2 separate regions of the Homo sapiens genome follow, and region 1 is linked to region 2. The links are chromatin loops, found by intact Hi-C in ENCODE. Cell type or tissue: PC-9. All regions are shown on one strand. Links, peaks and the distances in the headings refer to the core of each region. The heading gives the core; the rest is flanking DNA. Region 1 has its middle 19 kb from the start of RENO1. Region 2 holds the start of LINC00482 (long intergenic non-protein coding RNA 482).

Region 1 (11,528 bases), core at 1,494-9,493, 55 kb before region 2:
GGGGGCACAATTCCACCTTCTGAGTCAGGCTGGAGTGAAGGGGATGGATGACACTCTGGGCCGGTTCCTGACTCTGGCAGGCAGCGACGTCAATTATGATATCACAAACTCTCAAAGTCCATTTCAGGAAGGGCTGCCTGCTTCTGGCAGAGATGGCTGGCTTAGCCCTGTCCCCCGCACCCCTGCCCCCTAGGCCAGCACCACCTCTCCTTCCTCTTCCCCTAGGACCTGGCTGCCTCTAGCATGTGCCTGACCCCATAGGGCACTGCAGTTTCCATCCAGATGTGTCTGTCCCTGGCTCCAGTAGGTTCCCGGGCACCCTGAGGATTTTTTTTTTTTTTTTTCAGATAGAGTCTCGCTCTGTCACCAGACTGGAGTGCAGTGGCACAATCTCGGCTCACCACAACCTCCGCTTCCCGGGTTTAAGTGATTCTCCTGCTCAGCCTCCCGAGTAGCTGGGATTACAGGTATGTGCCACCATCCCCGGCTAATTTTTGTATTTTTAGTAGAGACGGGGTTTCACCATGTTGGCCAGGCTGGTCTTGAACTCCTGACCTCAGGTGATCTACCCACCTTGGCCTCCCAAAGTGCTGGGATTACAGGCATGAGCCACCGCGCCTGGCCAACCCTGAGGATCTTTGCTCTGGGACCCAGCCTTGAGAGGGTTTGTTTTGAAGGAGAAGGTTTAGAAAACAGGAGAGGAGCCTTGAGGAAAAGAAAGGGTAAGAGGCTTGAGGGTCGGAGGCCAGGCAGGCTCTGGGGTGTCAGGGACCAGGGGCCCAGGAACTGAGGCTCAGCGACTTCCCCAGGTATCTAGAGCGAGGCTCCCCAGGAGCAGGGCTAGAGGCTCTGTCTGCAACAGGTCCCGGGACCCCACAGGAAACCACCTTCTCCCAGATCTGCCTGTGCCCTTGGGTGACCAGGTAGCTCCCGGCCCTGCTGAGCCTCATTTGAAAATCAGACTTGGCCAGGAGGGGTGGCTCACGCCTGTTATCCCAGCACTGTGGAGGCCAAAGCAGGCAGATCATGAGGTCAGGAGTTCAAGACCAGCCTGGCCAAGATGGTGAAACCCTGTCTCTACTAAAAATACAAAAATTAGCCAGGCGTGGTGGCAGGTGCCTGTAGTCCCAGCTACTCAGGAGGCTGAGGCAGAAGAATCACCTGAACCTGGGTGGTGGAAGTTGTGGTGAGCTGAGATCGCCATTGCACTCCAGCCTGGGCGACAGAGTGAGACTGTCTCAAAAAAAAAAAGAAAATCAGACTAAGCCGGGCACGGTGGCACATGCCTGTAATCCCAGCATTTTGAGAGACCGAGGCAGGAGGATTGCTTGAGCTTAGAAGTTCAAGACCAGCTTGGGCAATGTAATGCCCCCATCTCTACAAAATAAAAACAAAAAATTATCTGAGTGTGGTGGCACGTACCTGTAGTTCCAGCTATTCCAGAGGCTGAGGCGGGAGGACCGCTTGAGCCCAGGAGGTTGAGGCAGCATTAAACGCTGATCTCACCATAGCAGTCCAGCCTGGACAACAGAGTGAGACCCTATCTCAAAAAAACAAAGAAAGAAGAAAATTGGACTCACATGAGTCTCTCTCAGGGGGTGCCTGGGAGAATGAGGGGGTCATCGGTGCCCAGCAGTGACCGGGAGCAGGGCCAGCCATGAGGAGGCACTGGCGGCCACCACGCCAGGGTCAAAGAAGGGCTCACTGAGGTCCACCAGGCCCATGCTGGGGACCACAAGACACACCCTCTGGGCATTTCTCTTGTGTTTTGTGTGTCCTCGCCAAGTCGGCCGAGGGACCCCCATCTGGATGCGAGCTCCTCGACGGCCCGTTTCTCTGGAGCCTTCTCATCCGGCCCCCCAGGGTTTCTGTGAAGGCAGATCATGGCCGGGAAGCTCCAGAGCAAGGCTGTGCATGTGAAGAGCCAGCCCAGAAAGGGCTCACAGCTGCCCCAGGACCTCCAAGCCTCCTGGTCTCCCCAGAGAAGGCCTGGGGGCGCGAGGGACCTTGGGCTCTGGCGAGGGTCCTCTGCCACCCCTCTGTACCCTGCCTCCCCGCTAAGGCTGCCATGGGCCCACTGGGCACAGAGAGCAGAGCTGCCCCTGGACCTTGGGGCTCTGTGCTCCCTGTCCACCCCCAGCAGGGCACCGGTGCATCACAGAGCTCCAGCCTGAGCCTGCGTCCAACATGGAGAAGGAAGTCCCAGAGCCTTGGTCGGTGGGACCCAGGGCCCACCCTTCCTGCACCACCTCGTTCTGCAGACCTACACACTGGGACACCATCACGAGCCCTGAACTCCAGAGCAGACCCAGCAGGGCCGGGAGCGCAGAGCCTGGACAGCGGCCACCTGGTTCTCCCGATGCTGCTCAGTGAAGGCAGCAGCAGGACCAGATCAGTCCCACCTGAGAACGGCCACCGGGGCCGTCTGTTGAAAGGTGGCTTGGACGGGCGTGGTGGCTCACGCCTGTAATCCCAGCACTTTGGGAGGCCAAGGAGGGTGGATCACTTGAGGTCAGGAGTTGGAGACTAGCCTGGGCCAACATGGTGAAACCCCATCTCTACTAAAAATACAAAAATTAGCCAGGCGTGGTGGTGCACGCCTGTAATCCCAGCTACTAGGAAGGCTGAGGCAGGAGAATTGCTTAAACCCGGGAGGCGAGATCGCGCCGCTGCACTCCATCCAGTCTGGGTGACAGAGCGAGATTCCATCTCCAAAAAAAAAAAAAAAAAAGGAGGCTGGGCACGGGGGCTCACGCCTGTAATCCCAGCACTTTGGGAGGCTGAGGCGGGCAGATCATGAGGTGAGGAGATGGAGACCATCCTGGCCAACACGGTGAAACCCCGTCTCTACTAAAAATAGAAAAAATTAGCCAGGCGTGGTGGCGGGCGCCTGTAGTCCCAGCTACTCAGGAGGTTGAGGCAGGAGAATGGCATGAACCTGGGAGGCGGAGCTTGCAGGGAGCTGAGATCGCACCACTGCACTCCAGCCTGGGTGACAGAGTGAGAGTCCGTCTCAAAAAAAAAAAAAAGAAAGAAAGAAAGGTGAGCCCTGGGCTGTCCTGCTAGGTAATCCCACCAGCCCTGAGGCAGCCACCATGATGCTGCTGTCCAAATGAGCACCAGAGGTCCCTCGTCCAAGGCCCCCCAGCTGTGGACAGAGCCCAGGCAGCCTGACTCAAACACTGCACCTGCTGGCTTTGGGGTTGCCACGTGGGAAAGTGCCACACGAGGTGGGCGGGGCCTCCCCAGGGGTGCAGTCTGGGACCAATGGCCTGGCCGGCTGGTCTCTGCATGGTCCACGCGCTCGGCTGCACTTGGTTCTGAGGTCTCAAATACACATCGATGCCTCAGTGGTGGTTTCCACCACCTTCCTTCTTACCACCACCCGCTCCTCGTTGTGGGCCCTGGACTCGAGGCCAGTTGGGGAAGCCTGGGCTTGGGGAAAGGGGCATTGTGGGGGTGTCTAGGTGTCCTAGCGTCCAGATGTCCAGGCTCCAAGTGTTCAGACGCCTGGGTTCCCAGGTGTCCAGACGTCCAGGTCCTGCTTGGACTGTCACCTCCTTCCGGGACATAGACCCTGCATTCATAGAGTGGGGGCCCCATGAACCTCCAGCTTCTGATTGACATCTAATTTCCAGATGAGGTCATCCTGAACTTAGGCTGGGCCCTAAATCCGATGACACTTAGGCATCGGAGAAAGGGAAAGCCAGAGGATGACTGAGACCCAGAGCGGAGAAGGCGCGTGGAGGTGGAGGCAGAGGCTGGAGCCATGCGGGGCTGCAAGTCCAGGAGCACCTGTGGCCCCCAGAAGCTGGAAGAGACCAGGAAGGATTCCCCCAACCCCGCCTCCCCGGGCGCCTCCAGAGGGAACACGGCCCTCAGGCACCTTGATTCTGGACTTGCGGCCTCCAGGCCTGTGAGAGAATGGAATTTTGTTGTTTTACATGAACAACTTTGTAGAAATTTGTGACAGCAGTTTAGGAAGGTAAAACAACACTGCTTTTACACCTCAAAGGCATAGAAGGTTATACAGTGCAGGGACCCTCCAGGCACCATTCCCCTCCCATCTGGTTTTAGCAAAGTCCCACACACAGCATGGGGGTGGCACCTCACCTTTGTCCCGGAGCAGCACCTAGAAAGTCTTTAACCACTTGTCCACGTAATCTCCTTCTTCTCGATGGCTACCAGGCTGCATGGCCTCGGCTCACCTCTCCCTTACCCAGCCGCCCCCTCCCAGGCATTTAGCCTGTGTCCAGCCCCAGGAGCCGCCGGCACCTTCCCACAAATGTCCTGCCTCTACATCGTGGCACCCTGGTGGGACTCGGTGGTGGGAGAGATCCCTGGAAGTAGAATTGCTGGGTGAAGAGCATTTTATTGGTTGAGGGTGGCTGGATGAGTCTCTCCAGCAGTCACAGGCACCTCCCTTCCCACCCCCAGCTGGACGACTTCACAGGAAGGACTGAAGAACGGGGGGCCTGCAGCCCAGGGCAGGCCTGGCTGTGGCACCTGGCACACGGGGTTTCCTGTGGGGCTGGCACTCACCACAGCCCCTGCCCACGGGTTGGAGCGCTCTGGCAGCAGGACTCTGTGGCCATGAAGGCGGGAGGGAGGGCTTGGCTCGCTCCCCAGGCGTGTTGATGGACACGCAATTAACCTGCCTGTGGTTATGTTGGCACTGAACTGGAACAGGAAGTTAGCATATAAACCAGAGCCTTTCAAGTTATGACAAATTCATCAAACAAATGAACCCGTGAGCACAGAGGGCGGTGTGCGTCCAGCCTCTGTGCGCTCCGGTGGAGATAAGCGTCCACTCTGCTGGGAGGACCAAGGCCCTTTCCAGCCTTTCCCCTGAGCTCCAGGCCCGTGTCTTTCTGGCCCCAAACAGAACCATGCCCGGGGCAGAGACGGGGGCTGGTCTGGAGCAGACACAGGCAGGTGGTCACGTCCCACCAGTGACTCCACACATCTCTCTGGGCCTCAATTTCCCCAGCTCTCTGGGGAGAGGCCGCTTCCATGATTGGCCCGGCAATGTCTGATTTCCCTTCTGAGTTCCAGACGCCAGCTTTGACCCAGTCCTGCTAAAACCCGACAGCATCCCAGCTGACCCTGCTGTGAGAGCAGCTTCCAGAGCCGGTTCCCTCCTGGGGCGGCGTGCTTAGCAACACCCAGGGGGCAGCCCTCCCTGGCCTCCGTGCCAGCCTGTGCTCAGCGATGGTGCTTATCGGGCCGGGGAGTGTCCTTTAAGTCAGGGGTCCCCAACCCCTGGGCCACGGACCTGTTGGTGTCCTGTTAGGAACCGGACTGCACGTCAGCAAGTGAGCTGCGGGTGAGTAAGCGTCCCCGCCTGAGCTCCGCCTCCCGTCAGATCAGCGGTGGCGTTGGATTCTCATAGGCGCGGAACCTGAGAACCCTATTGTGAACTGCGTGTGTGAGGGATCTGGGCTGCACCCTTCTTATGAGACTCTAATGCCTGATGATCTGAGGTGAAACAGTTTCATCCCGAAACCACCACCACCCTCACTGCCCATGGAAAGATTGCCTTTCACGAAACCCATCCTGGGTGCCAAACAGGTTGGGGACCGCTGCTTTAAGTTGTAAGCCCAGCACAGGTTTCTAAATGGCCCCACGCTGCGGCAGAGCTGGGACGGCGGCCTCCAGGCAGGGGCGCCTGCAGGTGCCCGTTCAGGTGGGGGCCTCTGGTCAACCCCTTCACTGGATATGAAGGAACTGAGCCTGGGAGCTCTTGGCTCTCACTCAGGGTTACTCAGCTCACACTGCGGGCAGCGCTGGGACTGGGGGAAGCCCCCTCGCAGACCTCCTGGGCAGCCCAGGAAGAGCCGCTCTGGCCTTCCCAGCCTGTTGGACCCGAGACCTCAGGCCACTGCGGTGCTGAGGTCAGAAGAAGCAAGACAGGAGCCTCTCTTGGGGCTGAGGCTGGAGGCTGGTGGTGTCGTGAAAGGGTCCCCAAGCCAGTGTCCCCTAGCTGTCACGAGGTGAGGGGGTATCATCCCTGGGCAGGGCTCCTGCACCCCTGCCCTGTCCTGTGTCTGTGGCGCTGCCAGCAGCCCCTCCTGTCCCCAACACAGCCCCTGTCCTGGCTGCCCCCGTGCAGGTCCAGGCCCCTCCCTGGCTGTTGAACTCAGACACCACACCCAGGTGTCTGGGATTGATGGTGCAGGAGGAAGCACCTTGGGCCTGTTACAGATGCGGTTCCACCCGCTGTGGACCGGCCCTGGGTCCCCCCAAGAGGTACACTGAAGTCCTGATCCCCAGCGCCTGAGACTGCGGCCTTATTTGGAAACAGGGTCTTTGCAGATGTGACCGAGTGAAGATGAGAGAACCTGCCTGCGGCTGTGTTGGCAGCTGAACTGGAAGAGAATTTCGTTTTATTACCAAGGCCCTGATCCAGTGACTCTCATCCTTATAGAGGGACATTTTCACACAGGGACACTTGGAGGGGAGAGAAGGCTGCGTGAAGATGGAGTCAGAGATGGGAGTGGCGTCCACAAGGGTCGCTGGGAGCCACCAGGAGCTGGGGGAGAGGCCTGGGCCAGGTTCTCCTGCAGAGCCTCAGACAGAACCAGCCCTGCCGACATCTTGGCCTCAGGCTTCAGGCCTCTAGAGCCACAAGAAAATGAATTTCTGTTGTGGTTTTTTTGGTTTTTTGGAGACGGAGTCTCGCTCTGTCACCCAGGCTGGAGTGCAATGGCGCAATCTCAGCTCACCACAACCTCCTTCCCAGGTTCAAGTGATTCTCCTGCTTCAGCCTCCTGAGCAGCTGGGATTACAGGCATACGCCACCACGCGCAGCTCATTTTTTGTATGTCTAGTAGAGATGGGGTTTCTCCATGTTGGTCAGGCTGGTCACGAACTCTTGACCTCAGGTGATCCACCCGACTCGGCCTCCCAAAGTGCTGGGATTATAGGCGTGAGCCACCTCGTCCGGCCAAATTTCTGTTGTTTGAAGCCCTCAGTTTGTGGTGGTTTGGTACGGCAGCCGCAGGACATGCATACGACCCCCTCCCGTTTTCCCTTCCCTTCCCTTTAGTAGGAGCCAAGGAACCAGCTAGCACCTTGCATGGTGGGAGGAGAGATAGGAGGTCGGGGAGCAAGGCATGCGATCAGGGGAGCAGGGAGGAGGCATCCTGGGGAGGTGGAGCCGCTTCTTCCCATGGGCGAGGGGGGTCACAAAGAAGGAGGCGCCTGGCTGTGTTGGTCAGTGGGGATGAGGGTCCTAACCAGACATGGAAAGGAGGAGGCTGGAGTCAGCTCTCTGGTGCTGGACTACAGTTACAGTATTGGTGCGAATGCGTGTGGCTTTTCTTTTTCTTTTTTTTTTGAGACGGAGTCTTACTGTGTCACTCAGGCTATAGTGCAATGGCGTGATCTCAGCTCACTGCAACCTCCGCCTCCCGATTCAAGAGATTCTCCTGCCTCAGTCTCCTGAGTAGCTGGGATTACAGGCATGCGCCACCACGCCCAGCTAATTTTTGGATTTTTAGTAGAGGCGGGGTTTCACCACGTTGGCCAGGGCTGGTCTCAAACTCCTGACCTTGTGATCTGCCTGCCTCGTCCTCCCAAAGTTCTGGGATTACAGTTATGAGCCACTGCACCCAGTCTCTCTCTCTCTCTTTTTTTTTTAAGGGTCTCACTCTTGTTGCCCATGCTGGGGTGCAGTGGCAGGATCAAGGCTCACTGTAACCTCCAACTCCTGGGCTCAACTGATCCTCCCTCCTCAGCCTCCTGAGTGGCTTGGACTACAAGCATGAGCCACCATGCCCGGCTTCATGCTTTTTCATATAGTAGATGGATATAGCGAGGTAGAGGCGTGTGTGTGTGTGTGTGTGTGCACAGTTCCTAGCTCTGCCTGTCAGAAGGACCCAGAAACAATGAAGTCTCAGTAGTCATGTGCACACCCGGTGCCCTGCCCAGATCTAAATTCCGTTTCCCACTAACAGGAACAGGGGTTCTTTGGAGAGAAGGCTACATCCAGGGCTGGGGCAGGGAATGTTTGAGATGAGCCTGGGATATCCTGTTGTGCCAGAAAGTCAGGAAGCACCCAAGGAAACAGGCTGGGCGTGGTGGCTCATGCCTGTAATCCCAGCACTTTGGGAGGCCAAGGTGGGAAGATTGCTTGAGCCCAGGAATTTGAGAACAGCCTAGCCAACATGGCAAAACCCCGTCTCTACAAACAAACACACACAGAAAATTAGCTGAGCACGGTCTGTATTAGTCTGTTATTACGCTGCTAATAAAGACATACCTGAGTCTGGGTAACTTATAAAGGAAAGAGGTTTAATGGACTCACAGTTCCACATGGCTGGGGAGGCCTCACAATCGTGGTGGAAGGTGAAGGAGGAGCAAAGTCTCGTCTCACATGGAGGCAGGCAGAGAGCGTGTGCAGGGGAACTCCCCTTTATAAAACCATCAGATCTCGTGAGACTTATTTACTACCTCATGAAAACAGCACAGGAAAGACCCAACCCCATGATTCAATTCCTCCCACTGGGTCCTTCCCTCCATGCAGGGGAATTATGGGAACTACAATTCAAGATGAGATTTGCGTGGGGACACAGCCAAACCATATCAGTGTCACATGTCTGTGGTCCCAGGTACTCGGGAGGCTGAAGCAGGAGGATCGCTTGAGCTGGGGCAGTCGAGGCTGCAATGAGCCAAGACTGCACCACTGCACTCCAGCCTGGGCAACAGAGTGAGACCATCTTAAAATAAATAAATAAAAGAGGCCGGGTGCGGTGGCTCACGCCTGCAATCCCAGCACTTTGGGAGGCCGAGGCGGGTGGATCATGAAGTCAGGAGATCGAGACGATCCTGGCTAACACGGTGAAACCCCATCTCTACTAAAAATATAAAAAATTAGCTGGGCGTGGTGGTGGGTGCCTGTAGTCCCAGCTACTCGGGAGGCTGAGGCAGAAGAATGGTGTGAAGCCGGGAGGCGGAGCTTGCAGCGAGCCGAGATCGTGCCACTGCACTCCAGCCTGGGCAACGCACCTCAAAAAATAAAAATAAATAAAAATAAAAAATAAATAAATAAATAAAAGATGGAGATGTGTCAAAAGGCAAGAGATGGCTCAAGGGGCTTCCCTCTGGCGAAACCTAGAAAAATTTATACATAAATGGGGGGTGCAGCAGAAGGAATAATGGAATTAGAAAACTTCCATTTGGCATGGCTGGGCATGGTGGCTCACACCTGTAATCCCAGCACTTTTGGAGGCTGAGGCAGGTGGGATCAGCTGAGGTCAGTAGTTAGAGACCAGCCTGGCTAACATGGTGACACCCTGTCTCTACTAAAAATACAAAAAATTAGCTGGACATGGTGGTAGGCACCTGTAATCCCAGTGGCTCAGGAGGCTGAGGCAGGAGAATCACTTGAACCCGGGAGGCAGAGGTTGCAGTGAGCCGAGACTATGCCACTGTACTCCATCCTGGGTGACAAAAGTGAAAGTCCATCTCAAAAAAAAAAAAAGTGGGCCTGGCACGGTGGCTCACGCCTGTAATCCCAGCACTTTGGGAGGCAGAGGTGGGCAGATTACAAGGTCAGGAGTTAGAGACCAGCCTGGCTAATATGGTGAAACCCTGTCTCTACTAAAAATACAAAAAATTAGCCGGGGGTGGTGACGGCGCCTGTAGTCCCAGCTACTCAGAAGGCTGAGGCAGGAGAATCGCTTGAACCAGGAGGCAGAGGTTGCAGTGAGCCGAGATCGCGCCACTGCACTCCAGCCTGGGCCACAGAGCAAGACTCCGTAAAAAAAAAAAACAAAACAAACAAGCAAAAAAACAAAAACAGAGAATTTAAAAAGGTGGTAAAATATGAACGCTTGGCGATTCTGGGTGACTGGGATCTAGCAGCTCTTTGTACAATTCTAACCACTTTTTTGTAAGTTGGAAGTCATTCAAAAGCATGAAGCTACAAATAACAAAACCCTGTTTAGGTATGAAAAGACAAAGTACAGACTGGAAGAAGATTTCTGTAAACCACAGATATCAAACCAAGGGCTAGTATCTAAAATATGTAAAGAATGCTTAAAGCTCAAAGGTGAAAAAACAAACAATTCAATTGGAAAGTGAGCTAAAGACATGAACAGACATTTCACTAGAGAGGTTATACAGATGGCAAATAAGCACGTGAAAAGATGTTCAACATCATCAGTGGTCAGGAAAATGCAAACTAAAAAACACAGTGAGATACCAGCACACGCCTATCAGGATGGTTAAAGTAAAAAATAGTCATGAAACCAAATGTTGGCAAGGATGTGGAGAAACCGAATTACTTGTGTGTTACTGGTGGGAATGTAAAATGACACAACCTCTCCAGAAGATAGTTTGGCAGTTTCTTTAAAAATTAAACATATTGGAGAAACCCCATCTCTACTAAAAATACAAAAATTAGCACGGCATGGTGGTGCATGCCTGTAATCCCAGCTACTCAGGAGGCTGAGAAAGGAGAATCACTTGAACTTGGGAGGCGAAGGTTGTAGTGAGTGGAGATCGCGCCACTGCACTGCAGCCTGGGTGACGGAGTGAGACTTCATCTCAAAAAAAAAAAAAAAAAAAAAAATTAAACTTGTAACTACTAAACAGCCCTGCAATTGTATTCCTAGGCATTTGTCCCAGAGCAAAGATTTATGTTCACACAAAATCCTGAACATCAATGTACACAGCAGCTCTGTTCATAAGAGCTGAAAGCAGAAAGAACCCAGATGCCTTTCAGTGGGTGAATGGTCAAAGACACTGTGGTACCTCCACACCCTGGAATATCACTCAACAAAGAAATGAATGAGCTCTTGGCCAGGCACGGTGCCTCACGCCTGTAATCCCAGCACTTTGGGAGGCCGAGGCGGGCGGATCATTTAAGGTCAGGAGTTCGAGACCAGCCTGGCCAATATGGCAAAACCCCATCTCTACTAAAACTACAAAAATTAGCCGGGTGTGGTGGTGGGTGCCTGTAGTCCCAGCTACTTGGGAGGCTGAGGCAGGAGAATCACTTGAACCCGGGAGACAGAGGTTGCAGTGAGCTGAGATAGCGCCACTGCATTCCAGCCTGGGTGACAGAGTGACACTCTGTTTCAAAAAGAAAGAGAGAAAGAGAGAGAGAGAGGAAGGGAATGAGGGAGGGAGGGAAGGAGGAAGGAAGGAAGGAAGGAAGGAAGGAAGGAAGGAAGGAAGGAAGGAAGGAAGGGGCTCTTGACACCGCAGCCCGGATGGATTTCCAGAGAATTATGCTAAGAGAAAACAGCCCATCCCACCACGGGGCTCAGGAGAGGATGGAGGGCTGGTGGGTGTGGCTGTAAACAGGTGACACCGAGACCCTTGTGGCGATGGAAAGCCTGGGTGTCTTGGCGATCCCTATGCCAGTATCCTCGCTATCCTTGCTGGGGCATTGTAGTACAGTTCTGCAAGATGTTACCATTGGGGGAAATGGGGAAAAGGGTATGTGGGATCACTGTGTTAGTTCTATTTTTTTTTTTTTTTTGAGACGGAGTTTCACTCTTGTTGCCCAGGCTGGAGTG
Region 2 (11,528 bases), core at 2,183-10,182:
CCCATGCAGCTGCCAGACAGTCCCCGCTTCCCCTCGCAGCCAAGCACACCCTTAGCCCCAGTGTGAGGGTCTGGGACAGCAGACTGACGGGGGCAGGTGGGAAAAGACCACGTGCATGAGGTGTGCATGTGAGTACGTGTGTGTACATGTGTACACACACGTAAGAGACAAGGATATACCCTCAACTCTTACTGTCCCCCGCACCAGACCCTCAGGGGAGGCTCCGGACCCCAGCCTGTGCTCCCAGGTGGATGGTGAGGCTGCTTAGAACAGTCCTCACTCCGGGCAACGCCTGGGGAGGATCCTGGGGCAGGAGAGTCCCTGCCACGTGTGGAGCCCAGAGGAAGGTCTGGGAGGTCCCAGGAGAGGGAGTGATGCCTGGGGCAGGGCAGGGCAGGGTGAGGGGAGGCTGAGGCCGGGAAGCCGAGAAGACCTGGGCAGCTCTGGGGCCCCAGAGGCCTCAGCCTCGGGGAGCTGCCAGGTGCTGGGGAGAGCGTGGGTGCAACCCAACCCTGCCCTGCGCAACGCTCCTCAACCTGTGCCCTGTCACCACCCCAGGCCCTGGGTCCTCCCTACTCTCCCAACCCTCAGGGACCCTCTGTCGGCCCCCAGCCCTAAGGATGGCGCGTGGCTGCCCTCCCTGGCTGCCCGCCACCCCTGGGCTGGAGCTCCAGCCTCTTTCCCACTCCCTCTGGCCCTGTCAGTCATCTGCCTGCTCCTGCTGGCCAGTGGCCTCTTGCCCATGTGCTGAAAGAGCCATTGTTCAGGAGGGGATGGAGGGGAAGGGTCGGCTGGTCAGGCCTGGTTACTGGTCAGACTCCGGCGTGTGCCAGTGGATGGACTCGGCTGTCCCCTGGGGCCAGCTGGGCAGCCCACGGGACCTGGAGGCAGTGTTGGGTGGCTGGGGAGGCCTGAGTGAGCTCAGAGGCCACCTCCCCTCCTCTCAGCACCTTCCTTCCCAGCTGAGCCTGAGGGAGGATGAAGAAGATGCATTTGGCCCCGGTCGGCTGCTGCAGCCTCTTGTCCAGCAGAGACCCTGGGGGGCGGGGGACACACAGGGGCTCCCTGTGCGGCCAAAGAGGCATTGGAGAAGGGACTTCCCTGAGGCAGCCTGATGCCTCTGACTGGCGGCAGCTGGGAGCCCTCCGCTTGAGGACCCGCCGTCACAGCATGGCCCCTGCAGGCCGGGGCTCTAACGTGGTACTACTGTAGGGCTGGCAGGGCCTGGGCGTGGGGACCAGGCAGAGCTGGGGTCCCAGGCCCTGCATGGTGTCCACTAACAGGACACCAGGTAGTCTCCCGAGCCTGCCGACCTCCCTGGCCTCAGCCATAAGATGGGCTGAGAGAGAGTGGAGGCTCTGCGGCGGGATTGGGTGAGGAACATTTGAGCTGGAGGCCAGCCTGGCTCTGTGCGGCCCCGGGAGGCCAGAGGTGCCCCTCCGTCATGTGGAGGAGCTGACTGCAGAGGCCTCCCATCCTGTTCCTCAGGCAGGGGCCCCGTCTGGCACTCCCAGGCCACCCCGGTGCTGGGGGAGTTGCAGGTGGTGGGGTCACCTTGGGGGGGGTACAGCCTGTCCACATCAGCTCTGCTTCCCTCTCTCCCTGCCCCCACAGGCTAGCTTGGCTGAGCCCGATGCTTCTCAAGGTGAGGAGGGCGTCCTTGAAGCCTCCGGCCACCCCACACCAAGGTCTGTGCACCAAGGTCAGGGCTGCGCAGGAAGAGGGGAGGGGTGGCGGGGAGGTTATGGTCTGGAGGGAGGAGGGAGGGCAGGGGAGGGAAATAAAAAGAGATTACATTTTTTAAAAGGTACTCTAGCTGTCTGCTGACACCGCCCCTGGTCTCCATCCGTTTTATAGCCTGATGGGCTTGAGCAGCTGGGCCTCGTCTGTCAGGGGCATGCAAAGGGTGGGGGCTGGGAGCAGAGCCCCCACAGGAGGCCTGGATGGGGGCCACCTCTCCCCGGGCCTGGGTTCCCTCTGGGGTTGCCCAGGCCGGGCAGGGGCGCTCTGTGCAGGTGGGATGGGTGGAGGGAAGCTGGCCCGGGGCGGGCGGCCACTATCTGGGCCCATCTATTCCCCTGACAGGTCAATTTTCTCTCATGTTTTACAGGAGCTTTCAGGGCAGGAAATGTGATCGGGCAGCTGATTTATCTCCTTACCTGGTCTTTGTTCACAGCCTGGCTCCGGCCCCCCACCCTGCTGCAGGGCCCGAGGACGTCTCCCCAGGGGTCCCCACCTCGGTCTCCTTGGGGGGACTGTGCTGAGCCCAGCTGCCTCTGTGAGATGAAGATAAGAAGGCGAAGACATGAAGGGCCTGCCTGGGGGCAGTCTGGCTTTCTTGCAGGGGGGCTGCACCTGGTTCCCTCCTCCCTCTCGCTGGCAGCCTGCGGGGTGGTGAGGATGAAGGGGCTGTGGGGCCGGGGTGCAGGGATTAGAGGGAGGTGACTGCCATCTCTTCCTCCTCATCGTGTTTTTCACCTCTTAAGTCAACTTTAGATTCTCGGACTCAGAGTTCTCTCCTGACGGTGGCAGGGTCCTCAGATCACCGGTGCAGACAGGGCCAGACAGGGCCAATGTGGGGACCCACTCAGCCTGTGGCCTCTGCAGGAGGGAGGTCGGAGGCCTCAGCAGCCACCCCGGCCACCTCCTGAAACAGTGAATGTCCTTCATTTTCAGCTGGCAAGCTCTGATCTTACAACGAGGTATGGAACTGTTCAGAAAACTTTCAGCAGACGTTCGAGGGAAAACAGCTCAGCTTCCCATGCCCCCCACCTCTGCCAGGAGCGACCCCATATCCCCCAAACAGAATTCTGGTAGCCCGGGACCACAGGGTCTTCCTGTGCCTCCCCTGCCAGCTCTGCATGACTTTGTCACGTACTTGAGTGCTGGCTGAGATGATGCTACCGCTACCAAACAGGTGGGAGGCCAGCCCCAGCCCCAGCCCCAGCCCCACCGGGGCCGGAGCTCCCGGTGAAGAAGCGTCTGCCTGGTTCGCAGGTGTCCAGGACACACCAGTCGCCTGACTCCCGGTCAGGCAAACGCACACATCAAGTTCTTGCAAGCCAGGGCTCTGCTGGCATCTTCAAGAGGAGGGAGGGTCCTGGCCCTGACCACAGGGCTCCCTTAACAGGAGGAGTTACAAACTCGGCTTCCTGGGGGGCATCGTGGGGTGTGCTGCCTGCCAGGAGACCCCACTCCTGGTCACGGGGTTCCGTCCCACACAGTGGCAGGAGCCATGCATGATTCTTGGCTGAAGAAGAACCCGCACAGCTATGTGGTCTGCCGCCCAGCAGGGAAGCCCCCACATCAGCCCTAAGGGAACTTCCCAAAGCTCAGCAGGTGCCTCTTCCTGCCATCCGCTAGGTCTTCTCTTGGCCCCTCTCCCAAGCCTTGACCCATAGCTGACACTTCTAGAAAAGTCTTTACCGAGAAACGGACCGGCTGCATGGGTGGTGAGGAGGGCAGTTGCCCAGGGCCTGGCATCAGAGGGGCCTGTGGCTAAGGCTGTCCTGAAATTCTTAATCATTTTACCTCTGAACTTGCGGGTTTTTGTTGTTGTTTTTTGAGGCAGAGTCTTGCTCTGTCACCCAGGCTGGAGTGCAGTGGTGCGATCTTGGCTTACTGCAACTTCCGACTCCCAGGTTCAAGCGATTCTCCTGCCTCAGCCTCCCGAGTAGCTGGGACTACAGAAGTGCACCACCACACCCGGTTAATTTTTGTATTTTTAGTAGAGACGGGGTTTCACCATGTTGGCCAGGCTGATCTCAAACTCCTGATACACCCGCCTCGGCCTCTCAAAGCACTGGGATTACAGGTGTGAGCCACCGCGCCCGGCCCTTTTCCTGCCTCCTAAACAAGTGGCCAGGAATTCTCCTCCTGCACCGGGTCCCCAGATTGTGTGGCAAGCCCTGCAGATGGCACAGGGGACTGGTTCTTCCTCGTGGAAAGCCAGGCCCGGACACCTCTCGGGCATCGCCTGTTGGGGTGACCCTCCCACACCCAGCCTGGAACCCTAGCCAGCTCAGCCTCCGTCCGCTGAGAAATCAAGGTGACCTTGTGGCTCAGCCCTCAGGGGGCACTCACCACACAAGAGTTCCCTTTCAAGACCCCCTGTTCGGGGCTGGGGCCCCCAGGAACGGTTGGGGCACCTTCCTGGGGCCCTGTTTTTCCCCAGGAGCGGGGCCTGGGAGCTGAGGGCGTCTCATCTCCCCACAGGCATCTGCTGCTGCTCCTGGCTGCCACTCACCCCTGTGAGATGCTGAGGGCAGGATACCTGTCTGTGCGGGGCGTGGGAAAAAGGGAGAAAGCCTGGCAGAGGGTTGGGGGCTAAGAAGCAAAGGGCGTGGAAGGGCCACCGTGCACTTTTGAAGTCTCTACTTGCCAGTGGCCACCCCACCTCTCCCTGCCCTCATCCAAGGACGGACAGGCCTGGCAGGTGGACCGGAGCTGTGGGGCAGAAGCATCCCAGGCCTGGCCTCAGAGGAGGGAGGCCATGGTGAAAGTGGAGGCTGTCTGCATCCACCTCCCCAGCCTTTGTCACCGGGACCTCAGCCTGACCCCAGGCCCACCCCAGGCTGCTCACCGAGGTGGGTACCCTGCCCACCGCCAGCTCAGATGCGGTGTGTGGACTCCCTTCTCTCTGGGGGTGAGCGGGAGTTCCCTCCCCTCCACATCAGGAGCTGGGGGAGAGCTGGAGGGCCCTGGGATCCCCTTGACCCTGGTCATCAGCCCCAGCCCTGACAGGCCCTGCGTGTGCCATGTGTGGCCTGGGTTTGGAGCTCAGCACCCTGCGGGAATTCTATTAAATCTCCGATTTTATCTGAAAACTTCACCCACATGTTGCATTGCTCTGTGAGGCGTCTGTGTGTGTCCAGGCAGCAGTAACAACGCTACTAATGCTGGCGGCCATCACAGGAAGCCAGTCCGAACGTCCCCCAAGGGCCTGTTTCACCCTCATGACACCAGGCGTGGCAGAGACGAGGAGCAGAGGCCTGGACCTCTCAGGGTCTCAGCAGGGGGAGGCCGGCCTGTCACGAGTGTTTGATGACCATGGAGAGGAGGTGGTGGAGGTAAGCGTGGCTGCTTCCAGGGGAAGGGCGGGCAGTGCTGGGGGAGGGGTTCTGTATTGATTAAGCACGTACTGTGTGCTAGGTCCTCTGTGGGCTTCATTTAATTTATTGCCACAGCCACGGGAGGGAGGGGTGGTTAGCGCTATATTTCAGATGAGGAAACGAGGCTCCGGTGAAGACACTTGTCTAGTCCTCTGGCTGTGGAAGGTGGGAAAGGGATGTCAACCTGGGCTCGGGAGAGATAAGGAAGCTGAGGCCTAGAGCCTTGTCAGGCCTGGAGCTGCTGTCCTCCCGCTGGGGCAGCACCGCCTGCCTTCATTTAGAGCAGCAGATCCTACAGCACCCGGGTCCTCACCTATCAAAGGCAGACACCATTCCTGACCACGTGATGGCCTGGACGAGACCAGTGTCTGGGTGTCTGGGTGTCTGGGTGTCTGGATGGGAACTGGGAGGGCCCGGCCAGGCCCGGCACATGGTGACTCTGCCTGCCCTTTGCAGCTGAGAGCTGGCCTCTCCTAGACCTCAATGTCCACTGACACCCAGTGCCCCTGCAACCTTCTCTTCCTGCCCCACGAAGGTGGCACTCTCCTGGGGGCCGCTCCAGCCCTCTGCCTGGGGAGCAAGCGGAGGGGCCTGGGACCCCACCTGTGTTCCTGTCTCTATCCCTCCTCAGCTGTCACCAGCTTTAATTACCCCGGCTCCATCCGCCCCGGCCCCTGCGCAGCTGGAGAGCCCCTTGGGCGGGCGCAGGGCCCCTCGCCTGGGCACGCAGCATTCCTGCATTCCTCCCCGGGGCCCACCGACCTGTCCTGCCGGTTGTGGGCAGCTTCCGGGTGCGGGGAGCCCGGCGTGTGTTTGGGGGGGTGCGCAGCTGCTGGATGGGGAGCCTGGAGAGAGCCCGGCTGTGCCCCGGGACTCCCAGCTGCGTTGCCCACATCCCTCTGCCACCCCGCATCACGACCGGAGCCTGGCAAGAAGTCAGTGATTCATCACTCGGGCCCTGGGGGCTGCCTGGAGGGGCTGGGGTGCTTCTAACAGCAGGAAAGGGAAGGCAAGAGAGAACCTTCCACAGTTGGGAGCAGCAAAGCGGCCCAGGAAGCCCCCCAACAGGATGGGACCATCTAAGGTTCCAGCCACCCCAACCCCCCGGAGCAGGGCCCCCAGCCTAGTGGTATGTGGATAAGCCCTGCCTGGGGTGCACCTTCTCGGGGAGACCCTCTGCTCTTTGGGCTACTGTCCTGGGGAGCCTCCCCCTTCCTGGGGCTGGGTGGACCAGCTGCGGAATGGCAGCTCCCCCTGGAGGGGCTGGGGAAGAAGTGGGGCGTGCTGTCCACCAGCTCCTCCCTACCCCGAGGCGCCCCAGATGATCTGCCTCCAGCTCCAAACAGGAGTAGTGGCCACCTGTGAGTTTCTCTGAGGCCCAAGTGGTCACTGCCGGAGCTGCCTGTGTCCCTGTGTCCGGACAGGCTCCTCTCCACCTCTGTGTTTGGGCAGCTCTCCCCTTGTGTCTGGAATTTTTAGAAAACGGAAAAAGTGTAGACAAAAGCAGGCTTTTTATCTCGCTGAATGCTCCAACACCCTCCCTAGTTACACCACGGTAGTGGAAGATTCAGAGGAAGTTTCCTCCTGGTGGCCGTGATTACCATCTGCAGTTCTTGTTCGGGGACATTGCAAAGGTCACATTGTCCGTCCAGCCCCGCCCCGCCCTGACGTTGCTCCCGGAGTGGGGACGGGCTCTGAACCACCCCAGCTCTCAGGGGCCCCGCCCTGGGTAACACACGTCTGCGGTGTTACCCACGACTGCCTGGGACCTGGCCAAGGGCTCCACACACCAAGACCAAGGTGAGGGGAGGTGGTGGGTGGGGACCAGCCCTGCCTCTCTTGGAGACCCCGAGGGTATGGCGCCAGGCCAGCCTGGAGTCGGGTGTGGGGCGGTTAGTGTGAGCATTACGTCTTCTTTTCCCTAAAGTGGCTGAAAATGTCCCCGGGGCCAGTCCCTCAGGGCACCCTGCTGGACTCAATGCAGCAGAAAGAGTTGGGGTGTTTGGCCGGGTGCGGTGGCTCACGTCTGTCATCCCAGCACTTTGGGAGGCTGAGGCGGGCGGATCACCTGAGGTCAGGAGTTGGAGACCAGCCTGGTCAACATGGCGAAACCCCATCTCTACTAAAAATACAAACATTAGCTGGGTGTGGTGGCAGATGCCGGTAATCCCAGCTACTCCGGAGGCTGAAGCAGGAGAATCACTTGAACCCAGGTGGCGGAGGTTGCAGTGAGCTGAGATCTCACCATTGCATTCCAGCCTGGGTAACAAAGTGCGACTCCGTCTCAAAAAAAAAAAAAAAAAAGAGAAAGGGTTGGAGTGTCCCATCCTCAGGGCAGGGGTCAGAGCTGCATCCCTGGGGTGCCCTGAGCTTGGGGGTCATGATAACCTTCACCCTGCATGCAGCCCAGGCCCACACCTAGAAGTCTTGTGGCCTTGAGCACACTGCGTTGCCTCTCTGAGCCTCGGTTTCTCCATCTATAAAATGGAGAGGGTAACAGTGAGAGATTGCTATTGGCTGGCTTCGTTCATTGGGCCCTAAATCAAACAGTGGCTTAAATACCAGAGGCTTGCTCAATGGGTGGTGGGCAGGCAGCCGGGCTGGGGCGGCGCCCCCCCCATCTCCACGGTGTCCCCACCTCTACAGTGCCTCCCCCTCTCCATGGTGCCCCCCCACCACGGCCTCCATCCCTGGGGTCCAGGTTTCATTTGTTCCTCAGCAAATGCTACAGAGCTTTTGTAGGCCCACCAGCAGGAGTGGGGTTGCCAGGCAGTGAGCTAGGGGGTGCTGGGAGGGCCCGAGGGGAGGCAGGGCGCATCCTGCAGGGTGCCTGTGAGGACCTGGGCTGAGGGTGGGTTTGAGCAGAGGCTGACATGGTCTCACCCTCTGGCTGCTGGGTGGGAACAGACCATGGGGAGGCCAGGACGGAAGTGAGGAGAACATGACGATCCCGGAGAGAGATAACCCGGATCGTGGTGGAGACACAGGAAGTGGGGAGAAGTGGTCCAAGCTGTGGATATCTGAACATGGACTCAACAGAATTTCCCGATAGATTGGATGAGGGGTGTGACTGAAAGGGAGAAGTCAAGGATGGTTCCATAGCAACCGCAGGAGCTCCAGCCATTGCATCTGCATTCCAGGCAGCAGGAAGGAGAAAGGAGGGAAGGTAAAAGACTACTGAAAAGCTTTCAGCTGGGGCTGGGCATGGAGGCTCACACCTGTAATCCCAACACTTTGGGAAGCCGAGGCTGGTGGATCACTTGAGCCCAGGAGTCTGAGACCAGCCTGGCCAACATGGCAAAACCCTGTCGCTACAAAAAATACAAGAATTAGCCATGTGCACCTGTGGTCCCAGGTATGATCTCACCACTGTACCTCAGCCTGGGTGACAGAGTGAGACCCTGATTCAGAGAAGGGGGAGGGGAAGAGGAAGGGGAAGGGGAAGGGGGACGGAAGGGGGAAGGGAAGGGGAAGGAGAAAGGGAAAGTGAAGGGGGAGGGGAAGGAGAAAGGGAAGGGGAAGGGGAAGGGGGAGGGGGAGGGGAAGAGGAGTGGAAGGGGAAGGGGGAGAAGGGGAAGGGGAAGGGGGAAGAGAAAGGGAAGGAGGAGGGGGAGGGGGAGGGTCTTTTGGCAAGCCATGAAGTCGGCCCAGCCCTTCTGCTTATATTGCTCAGGTTGTAGTCACAGGACCATGCCCGGTGCTCGTGAGGATGGGGAGGTGATTGCTAGCTGGGAACTGCGCACTCAACAATGACAGGGAGATGCCTCTGGGTGGGGAAGGCAGTGCATGGACGCTGGTCAGCCGGCCACTCCAGGCAGTGGGAAGGTGCTCAGAGGCCCGAGGAGTCAACTCTGGTGGGCGCTGGCTGTGCAGCCGGTGCTGGTGGCCTGAACACGGCAGAGGGCCAGGCCGGGCCTCACTCAAAGGAAGCAGGGAGACAGGAGCGGGGCTGTGGGCTTCTCTCGAGAGCTGCCAGGCAGCCAGGCAGGCTGGGAATGACATTTGCCATGCTGTGCCCCCGGCTCTGGCACTGGGCGGCTCCTGAGGCCCAGGGAGGAGCGTGACCTGCCCACGGGTCCACCATCATCGAATGCGAGTCAGAGTCAGACCAATGCTGTGGCTCCAGGACAATGCCGTGTCCCCTCCTGGGGCTCAAAAAAGCATGACAGGGATTTGGGGGACAGGGGTGTTCACTTCTGCCCTCCAACAGGCTGAGGGGGAGGGTCTGGTTTCTCTGCTCACCTGTGCTGAGACGGTGCTGGGGAGAGGCAGGCGGGAGCCCCAGCCCCCTCCAAGTGTTTGCCAGCCCAGGCTCTGTCCTGTCCAGGCATGTCCTGTCCACCTGCCTCCCTCTAGGGACCGTGGGGGCAGGCCTGGAGCACTGAGCTCAGGGCCCCGAGCCGTCTAGAGGGACAGCTTCCTCACACCATGCACCTGGGCTGAGCTCAAGTCGCTGCAGCCCCTGACCCCCAACTCAGATATCCCTTTGCAGCCCACCTACTACCCAAGAAGCTGCTGTGTAGGGACAGAGCCCACCAGGGCACTGGGGACACGTGGCACAGGCCAGAGAGCTCCTGAGGCCTGGGAGGCTGCCATGTTGGGTCCCAGATGGACACACCCCAGTACGCCCAGTCTCAGGGCCTGAGCCACCCACTGGTTCTAGAATTCTCTCAGGAGAAGAGAGCCCCTCACGGCCCCCTTCATCACAGGCTGCGCGGCCTCAGCCTGGCCAGCCCCGAGACCCTTCTAGCTTGCGGATCCCCCTCCTGCTCCCCCGACCCTGACTCTCCCAGAGTGGACTGGCCAGGTCTGGGTCTGGTCTGCGGGCAGGAGCCCTGCCCAGGCGGCCCCCAGGGCCGGCCCTCCTCTCCCCGACTCCATGCACGTCTATAAACGCCCTGCACAACCCAGGGCCTTTGCCCGTGCATCCTCTGCCCGGGCGCCCTCTACACCATCTGCTGAACCCGGGTGTGCTCTCTGGGCCCCTCTGCAGGTGCCTCCTCTGCTCCTTTGGGAAAGCCCCACCTGTCTTGAGGTCCCCCACACCTGTGCTTCCCAGCACCTCGGAGACCCCAGAACCACTGAACAAAGAACACTGGGGTCCTGGGCTGCCACATGGAGGACCCCAGGGTGGCAGGCTCACAACAGCACAGGTGTCCTCCTACAGCTCCCAGGGCCGGGAGCCTGAAACCAAGGTGTCCACAGGGCCCTGCTGCCCCCAGAGGCTCTGGGCAGAGCCCTTCCGCCTTTCCAGCTCCCCCTGGTTCCCGTGCTCCTCGGCCTGTGGCCCCATCACTCTGGCCTCTGCCTTCATCTCATGTGAGTTTCTCCTCCTCTTCCATCCCTTATAAGGATGAGGGTCGTTGGGCTTAGGGCCCCCTGGGATGATCCGGGATGACCTCATCTCCAGATAACCTCTCCATGACAGCTGCAAAGACCCTTGCTCCAATTCTGAGATTCTGAGATTCTGGTTGGACATCACATATTGGAGGCCACCATTCCACCCACTACACAAAGAAACCCTCCCCTCCAGAACCCCTTTCCCTGTCCGACCAGCCCTTTGCAGCTTTCACACCCCCTGACAAATTTGGTTCTGTTCCCTTATTCTACCCCCTGCCCTAGGCCGAGATCCCTGAAGCGGGCCCAGCTCCGTTCACTGCTCCCCCGGCCTCCTGCTGTTTCCCACACGCAGCCATGGTACAGGGCAGCTCATCCCACCACCTCCCCAACCGCAGCCTCCAGGGATGTACACCCTGCCTCAGGGGCTGTGCCTGGGCCCTGGCTGGTGGAGGGCACAGCCGTCAGGGAAGGCCCTCAGCTGCAGGATGCCGTGCCTCAGAGACCAACCAGGCCCTCGAAGGCACTGTGGCCGGCCCAGATGTCAGCAGCTCCAGCAATTAGGCTGGGACAGATGGTGCCTGGTGACACAAGGGGACTGTGGGGGCCACAGGGGACCCTGCTCACCTGGACCTACCGTGGAGGCCAGGGAGGGAGATGGACTCGAAGGGCGGAAGGGCCCAGAGAAGGCACATTTGCAGAGCAGCGGCCGCATTTCCAGAGCTCGGGAGCCCAACAGGAATCCCGTCTGGCCATGGGACCACCGCCCTTGGGGCTGGGGGATGCCGCAGGGGACGGCAGAGGGCAGACAGGCCAGGAAAAGGGGAGGGCAGAGGGCAGACAGGCCAGGAAGAGCGCCTGCAAGTGCCCAAGGAAGGGACCAAACCCAGGCCCCTGGACCAGAGCGGCCGCCTGGTGGGGCAGGCTGGAAGGGGCCAAGGCCAGCGCCAAGGGGGAGCAGGTGAGGGACCCTGGTGGGCATCTGTGGGAACAAGGCCACGTTTCTCCCTGCGCACGCTTTAATCAAGGACATTCCTGTGGTTCTCCAAAAGTGTCGCACACTACATGGGTGTCGTGAGC

The links. A loop is a pair of places that touch in the nucleus more often than their neighbours do. Peaks named below come from ENCODE experiments on the same cell type or tissue, not always from the same donor. Only the 100,000 strongest peaks of a DNase experiment are listed, where the experiment ranks them.
Region 1: it touches region 2 in a loop (4-fold over the local background); 5 of 110 quality-filtered maps call a loop at or near these places.

The regions. Positions count from the first base shown.
Region 1 is chr17:81,359,102-81,370,629 of GRCh38, reverse strand. No RefSeq gene overlaps it. Among named protein-coding and RNA genes, the nearest start is that of RENO1, 19 kb to the right of the region's middle. RefSeq lists enhancers at 4,016-4,601, 4,602-5,189. In PC-9, for the core only: no CTCF peak of the experiment used is centred there; DNase peaks (open chromatin) are centred at 4,709 and 5,369; H3K4me3 peaks cover 1,242 bases; H3K27ac peaks cover 624 bases.
Region 2 is chr17:81,304,568-81,316,095 of GRCh38, reverse strand. It overlaps LINC00482 (long intergenic non-protein coding RNA 482), which reads left to right and starts at 6,848. Exons shown (of 4, transcript NR_038080.1): 1 at 6,848-6,911; 2 at 8,252-8,466; 3 at 10,279-10,430; 4 at 10,734-11,528. TMEM105 (TMEM105 long non-coding RNA) reads left to right here. Exons shown (of 3, transcript NR_165247.1): 2 at 1,615-1,688; 3 at 2,111-4,831. RefSeq lists an enhancer at 6,425-6,484. In PC-9, for the core only: CTCF peaks have their summits at 6,464 and 6,664 (motif pointing left); a DNase peak (open chromatin) is centred at 6,735; H3K4me3 peaks cover 1,079 bases; H3K27ac peaks cover 1,054 bases.